2 separate regions of the Mus musculus genome follow, and region 2 is linked to region 1. A link is a contact called in ENCODE POLR2A ChIA-PET data. All regions are on one chromosome and are shown on one strand. Each heading gives the region's core, a stretch centred on a gene start or an enhancer-like site at or near the end of the contact. The rest is flanking DNA. Distances are from core to core; before and after follow the strand shown.

The links. ChIA-PET counts read pairs that join two places held with the same protein, here RNA polymerase II (POLR2A).
Region 2: POLR2A ChIA-PET joins it to region 1 with 12 read pairs in Patski. The contact joins the promoter of Cnot1 here to the promoter of Setd6 in region 1. POLR2A ChIA-PET finds 5 or more read pairs at or near these places in 3 of 5 experiments (Patski and embryonic stem cell).

The regions. Positions count from the first base shown.
Region 1 is chr8:95,714,534-95,717,424 of GRCm38, forward strand. Setd6 (SET domain containing 6) reads left to right here and starts at 1,380. Exons shown (of 7, transcript NM_001035123.4): 1 at 1,380-1,737; 2 at 1,820-1,961; 3 at 2,074-2,268; 4 at 2,388-2,508. The coding sequence starts at 1,404. Ndrg4 (N-myc downstream regulated gene 4) reads left to right here. Exons shown (of 17, transcript NM_001372423.1): 17 at 1-423.
Region 2 is chr8:95,805,910-95,809,034 of GRCm38, forward strand. Cnot1 (CCR4-NOT transcription complex, subunit 1) reads right to left here and starts at 1,536. Exons shown (of 49, transcript NM_001372353.1): 1 at 1,424-1,536. It overlaps 4930513N10Rik (RIKEN cDNA 4930513N10 gene), which reads left to right and starts at 921. Exons shown (of 4, transcript NR_015574.3): 1 at 921-3,125.

The DNA of each region.
Region 1 (2,891 bases), core at 130-2,629:
GTCCAGTGGAGTGTTTCCTATCCCCGGTTCAGTTCACTCACGTGCTTCCGTGAATACTGAATGTGACTGTTTAGAGGTGGTAGAACTAATCCCTTACTGTAGATAGCACTCCAAGTATTGGACATCTTTTTGCTGTGTTCTTAAGATATCTATAAATACCTATACATTATATATATATATATATGTATGTATATCAGGTCCTCCTTCCTGTATGTGGTTTCCCATTGGTAGTTGTCTTCTCTTTGGTCAAGATGAACTTTTAATGGAGTTCATTATTTTCCTCTCTGTACAAAGTTAAGAGCCTAATTTTGTGTATTCTGTTTGGTGGCTGATAAAGAGACTTTGAGATTACAAAATGCAAAACAAAAATCCTTGATATAGAAAGTTAACTGTGCAGAAAAACTAATAAAGAAATTAAGTCTACGTGTGTCGTGTTTCCTATCACAGGGAAGGCTCAACTGTTTAGGCTGCCTGGCTGCCCCAGGGCGCTGATAGTTGGAGGATAGTGCCTGTTAGACACATTTGGTTGGGGGAGGGTTGAGCAATCTTTCTGTAGCCCAGGCTGGTCTTGAATACTCAGCAATCCTACTTCAGCGTCATGGGTGTTAGAATTATGTAGGCCACCCTGCTTAATTTTTTTTTTCCTCTTAGGGTGATAAGAGATTGAACCAGGGTGTTTATACATGATGGTCAAGGTTCTACCAAGCGGCTATATACTCTGACTGAGATATAATTTTACCAGTCCTGATACTAACTCTATTTCACAGCTGAGCAGAAAGTTTAGCCAGCAAGAAAGACCGCTTCAAAGCAAGGGCACAACACTATTTGCTTGGTTTTAGTTGTTTTGGGACATGGTGTCACTCTGTTGTCTGGCTTGCCAGAAACTCCCAGTAAACCACAAACCCCCCTCAACCTTCCAGGTACTGAAACTAAACTACTGAATTCTCCATGTTACCGTTTGTGCTATCATTCATTCACCTTATATTACTTCCAGCGTCTCTCTCTGTCTCTCTCTGTCTTCTCTCTCTGTCTCTCTCTTCTCTCTCTTTTCTCTTCTCTCTCCTCTCTGTCTCTGTCTCTCGTCTGTCTGTCTGTCTCGTGCGTATGTGTGTGTGTAATGTGGAAACCCTTAAGGCCACTTCAAACCCAGGTGTAAACGGACTAATCAATCAGTCAGTGAAATGATGGTTAATCACTAACCATCAGTCGGTCACTACGGCATACTAGCCCAGCCTCCACAGAGGAAGAAACTGTTTTGTCCCTGCACGCCGCTCTCCGGGACACGGCCAGAACTAGGGTGGAGGCCGGTGCGCACGCGCACGCGCGATTCCTAAACCGGAGCGGTTTAGTAGAAACGCCCAGCTCCGCCCCGGAAGCGCAGTGAGGACCCGGCTGCTCGCAGCATGGCGGCCCCCGCCAAGCGCGCGCGGGTAAGTGGCGGGTCGCCCCTCGTCGCGCCCTGTCCCTCCCCGAGAGCTGCCCGCGCGCCCCTGCCGCTCCCTGCGGGGTCCAGCGGCGGCGAGCCCGAGGGCGACGCGGTGGCCGGCTTCCTGCGCTGGTGCAGGCGAGTGGGGCTGGAGCTGAGTCCTAAGGTGACGGTGAGCCGGCAGGGCACGGTGGCCGGCTATGGCATGGTGGCGCGGGAGAGCGTGCGGGCCGGGGAGCTCCTTTTCGCAGTGCCGCGGTCCGCGCTTCTGTCCCCCCACACCTGTTCCATCAGCGGCCTGCTGGAGCGAGGTGGGTAAGGAAGGGGCAGGGGGACCAGCTCGGAGGCTGGCAAGGGAGTGGCGCTTGGACGTTCACCTGGTGTCTTCCCTAGAGCGAGGCGCGCTGCAGAGCCTGTCTGGGTGGGTGCCGCTGCTGCTGGCGCTGCTCCACGAGCTCCAGGCCCCAGCATCACCCTGGAGCCCTTACTTCGCGCTCTGGCCAGAGCTGGGGCGTTTGGAGCATCCCATGTTTTGGTGAGAGCCGAGGGAAGGGCCGGGAAGAACCTGTTGCAGTTTCTTTGCTCTGGGACTGGGCACCTGCTGCATGAGAAGGCTGCGAAGGGCTCCGGGTGGGCTGTCCTTGCAGGCCGGAGGAAGAGCGGTTGCGACTCCTAAAGGGTACAGGTGTCCCCGAAGCCGTGGAGAAGGATTTGGTGAACATCCGTAGCGAATACTATTCCATCGTCCTGCCCTTCATGGAGGCTCACTCGGATCTCTTCAGCCCCTCTGTTCGCTCCCTGGAACTCTATCAGCAGCTCGTGGCCCTCGTGATGGCTTATAGGTCAGTGATTAAAGCCTAGAGGAGCAGACCCTCATCTTTGAGAGGGAAGGTGGGAAAGAACAGTGAACTCCAGGTCCCTCACCCGAGACTGGGCCTTAGCTGAGTTCTCTCTGCGGCAGCTTTCAAGAACCGCTGGAGGAAGATGATGATGAAAAGGAGCCCAACTCACCCTTGATGGTGCCTGCTGCAGACATACTAAACCACATAGCCAATCATAATGCCAATCTAGAGTACTCGGCAGTGAGTGGACCCCTATCCCTGGTCAGGTGGTGTGCATTACAAATCAAATCACTGGGCTCCAGTTTCCTACTAATCGTGAAAATGCGGTGAGACTAGCTACTCTCCGGTGTACTTTTGATATCAACTGAGATGGTGTGGACACACCCTAAGTCCACCAGAATAGCTGCCTGCTCTGCCAAGTCACCTCAGGCCCTGTGGAGAGCATTAACAGCAGTTCAGTGCTATTAGGAGGTGGGATGTTTATGGGCCAGAGGCATAGTAAGAAAGGCCCCACTTTAGTGTTGATTCTGTAGGAAAACTTGAGCAGACAGACGTCTATGTAATGTAAATATTGGCAGCGTCTTAACACCTGTAATCTTAGGAGGCTGAGGCAGGATCCAAGG
Region 2 (3,125 bases), core at 286-2,785, 92 kb after region 1:
ATGTCCTCACACAGCACTGAAAACAGGTCCCATTTCTACCTCCACCATTTTCACACATGTATACTACTTTTCCAAAGAGAGGTCAGGAGGGAAATGCTGGTATTTTCTCTAATAAGCAGTACACCCACTCAATTATTGGCTGATTGTTGTTGGGTTCCCCCCCCTCTCCATTGTAATCACAAGGGACCGAACTGCAACAAAACCGGAAAACTCAAGTACTGTTACTCGGTTTTGAATAGAGAGGAAAAAGAAGTATATAGGCCCCAAAGAAACTCGACATCTGGGGCTAGAGCTCACTGATACAAGGCCTGCCTGGATTAAATGTCCACGGAAGGTGGGACTGTAATATTTGTCGAGGTGACTTCTGGGGAACGTTTACCTCTCATGAAGCTTAATTTTCCATACAACACTTTGAAAAGCACTTCTTTTCAAAACCTACAAAGCACTCCTCCTGCAAGTAATGTCTGTGAGCACAGGTGGGTGAGCTCCCTCCCGGACCTGGTGGCATGGCCAAATGTGTTTGCTTATTAGCCTTAGGCTTAACCTAAGATCTCTCCAAGATCTGCACCAAATCAAGACCCACAAGCATTCTGCTCACTGGTGGGCATCTGCCGGTAGTTGCCGGTTGGAGGGTTGGGGGCGTTGGGACAGGCAGAACCAACACTACCAACCGCACAGGGACCTAGGTGACTTAAGTTGGGGGGCTATCGACTTGTTAGAAAGTGCGAGCGCCGGGGCGCGCGAGTGGAACAAAAAACCTGTAGCGAGAAGGGTAACACGGAAGTGCTCACTCCCGCCCGCCCGCCCCTCCCACCGCCAAGCAGCCAAAAGCGAGGGGCTTGACAACGTGCTGGGGGGCGCAGGAGGGGAGGGAGTCCCCGGAAAGCGCTACGAATCGGCAGCAACTCCAAACCCGCCCCCTGGCCCGCCCGCCCAGCGAGGAACCTAGGTAGGCCGCGGGCGCCCGCGCCCATAGCCCCCCATCCGGGAGCCCGGGAGGAAAGGGACAGTTGAGGAGCTCGTGCGCTCCGAGGAGGCTGCAGCCCTGCGCGCGCGGCGAGCCGAGGCCCTGGGATCCGAACTGCCACCTCCGCCGCCGCCATCCTCGAAGCCTCCAGGCAAGGCCTCCAGGCCGAGCCGCTCCGGAGCTGCTCACCCGCGCCCGGGCGCTCCGAATCCAGGAACGTGAGCCCCCGGTCTCCCTTCTCCAAGAGAGCAAAGCCGCCGCGAGCGGGCCGAGTCCGTCCCCTCCCGCCTTGGCTCCACGTCTCCGGCTCGCCTGCCCGAGTCCCGACGCCCCGGGAAAAGGCTTCCAGGGTCCCCAGTCCACCCCACCCCCGGTACCGCTCCCACCCGGACCCGCGTCCCGAGCTTGACACTCCCAGCCTCCGCCACCTCCAACCGCAGCCCCAGCCCGCCTCACCTCAGTCGGCTCCCGCAGCGCTGGACACAGGAAACTCCTGGGTCCTCGACTCCGGCTCTCCTCGACCCCCCTCTTCGGTTAACTCCGCTTGTTTTCTCGACAAAATGGCGCCCGAGGTCGCGCGCTCACGTCGCGGCCTTTCCCCTCCCAGTTCCCATTTCACCATTCGCTGCCCGCTTTGGCGGAGGGATGGCCCTAGCGCCCAGCCAATGGCCGCGCGCTGACCGCAACGGCGGTCCAATCGCCGATGGGTACCCGCGGATTTAAACCAATCACACACTAATCACTCGCAGAAGTCGAGGAAGAAACCAGGCTCCTGCTAGCAACCACCAATCCAGACTCCTAGTTTGCGGGGCTCAGGCCAATTGCCGCTCATCAGCCCTGGGACTGGGTCCGAGTCTGGGCGCCTGCGCACCCGGGTGTAAGCCAATGGTTAGACGTTGGGAACTTCGATTTGGGACTCGAAGACATAAGCCTTCGAGGTGTTCGACCTATGGGGACTGGCTGGTCATTGCCTCCGGGAAACAAAAAAATACGGAAGGGAGCTCGTTAATGCATTGCCACCCTGCGCACAAACTACTCTAACTTAGAGACAGGGTGATGCTCGTCTACTTTCCTTCGTCTTTCGAAATGTCACGGTCCGAGAGGCTGTGCGGGTTCCCAGCGGAAGCATTGTCCACCCCTCGGATCTCTTTAGCAAGGAGCACCAGTCATCAGAAGGCGTCAGACGCGGGGCAAAGTTGAGGTCCTTTGCATCCTGGGTTATGTAGTCGCACGCCCCGCCTATTCCTGTCGCAAAAGTAACGTGGTCTCTTCCATCACTGTCTGCGCCCTAGAGCAGCAATGCATGCTGGAGAATGTAGTCTCCCAGATGCCCACCTAATCCTGGCTCTTTTAAAGTTTGTTTTCCATTTGTCTTTTGAAGCAGGGACGCTTTGCAGAGATATAGAAACAGAAGTTCTCCTCCTGCTCTTGGCTATTCTCAAGGATGCCAATGCCTTTTGCTTCTTGGATAAAAGGCTACGTTATCCACTGTGTCCTCCTATCTTTTAGACTTTTTGTTTGAGTTTTGAAACAAGGTCTCTTTCAGTTAACCCAACTGTAGTCCAGGCTGGCCTGAAACATACTAAGAAGCATAAATTGACCTTGAGCTCCTTGCAATCTTCCAAAATACTGAGATGATAATAGACGTAACCTCTCATACCAGTACTATTTGAACTTTAAAGAGATGTGTTAAAGACTTTTATTACTTATTTTACGTGTACAGGCGTTTGCTTGCATGTAAATCTATGCACCATGCATGTACAATGTCCTCAGAGGTCAGAAGAGGATGCCCGTCCCTCTGGAAGTGAACGGTTGTGAGCCACTGGGTGGGTCCTCTGGAAAAGCAGCCAGCTCTTGTAATCTCTGTGCCATCTTTCCAACCCCTAGATGAAAAAAAAAAAGTGTCTGAGTGCTTGCCTATATATATGTTCACCTAGAGAGTGTGGACCTGGTACCCAGGAAGGCATTGGATGCCCCGGGACTGAGATGAGAGTCTCAGCAGTAAAGTTGTAAGCTGCTCTATGAGTGCTGGAAACCCACCCCTGCACCTCTGCAAAAACAGCTCCTCTCCAGCCCCCATCTTGAACTTTTTTTATCAATGTTTTATTTGTGCAATTTAGCAATATGGGGGTTGTTTCGTTTTGTGGGTTTTGTTTTC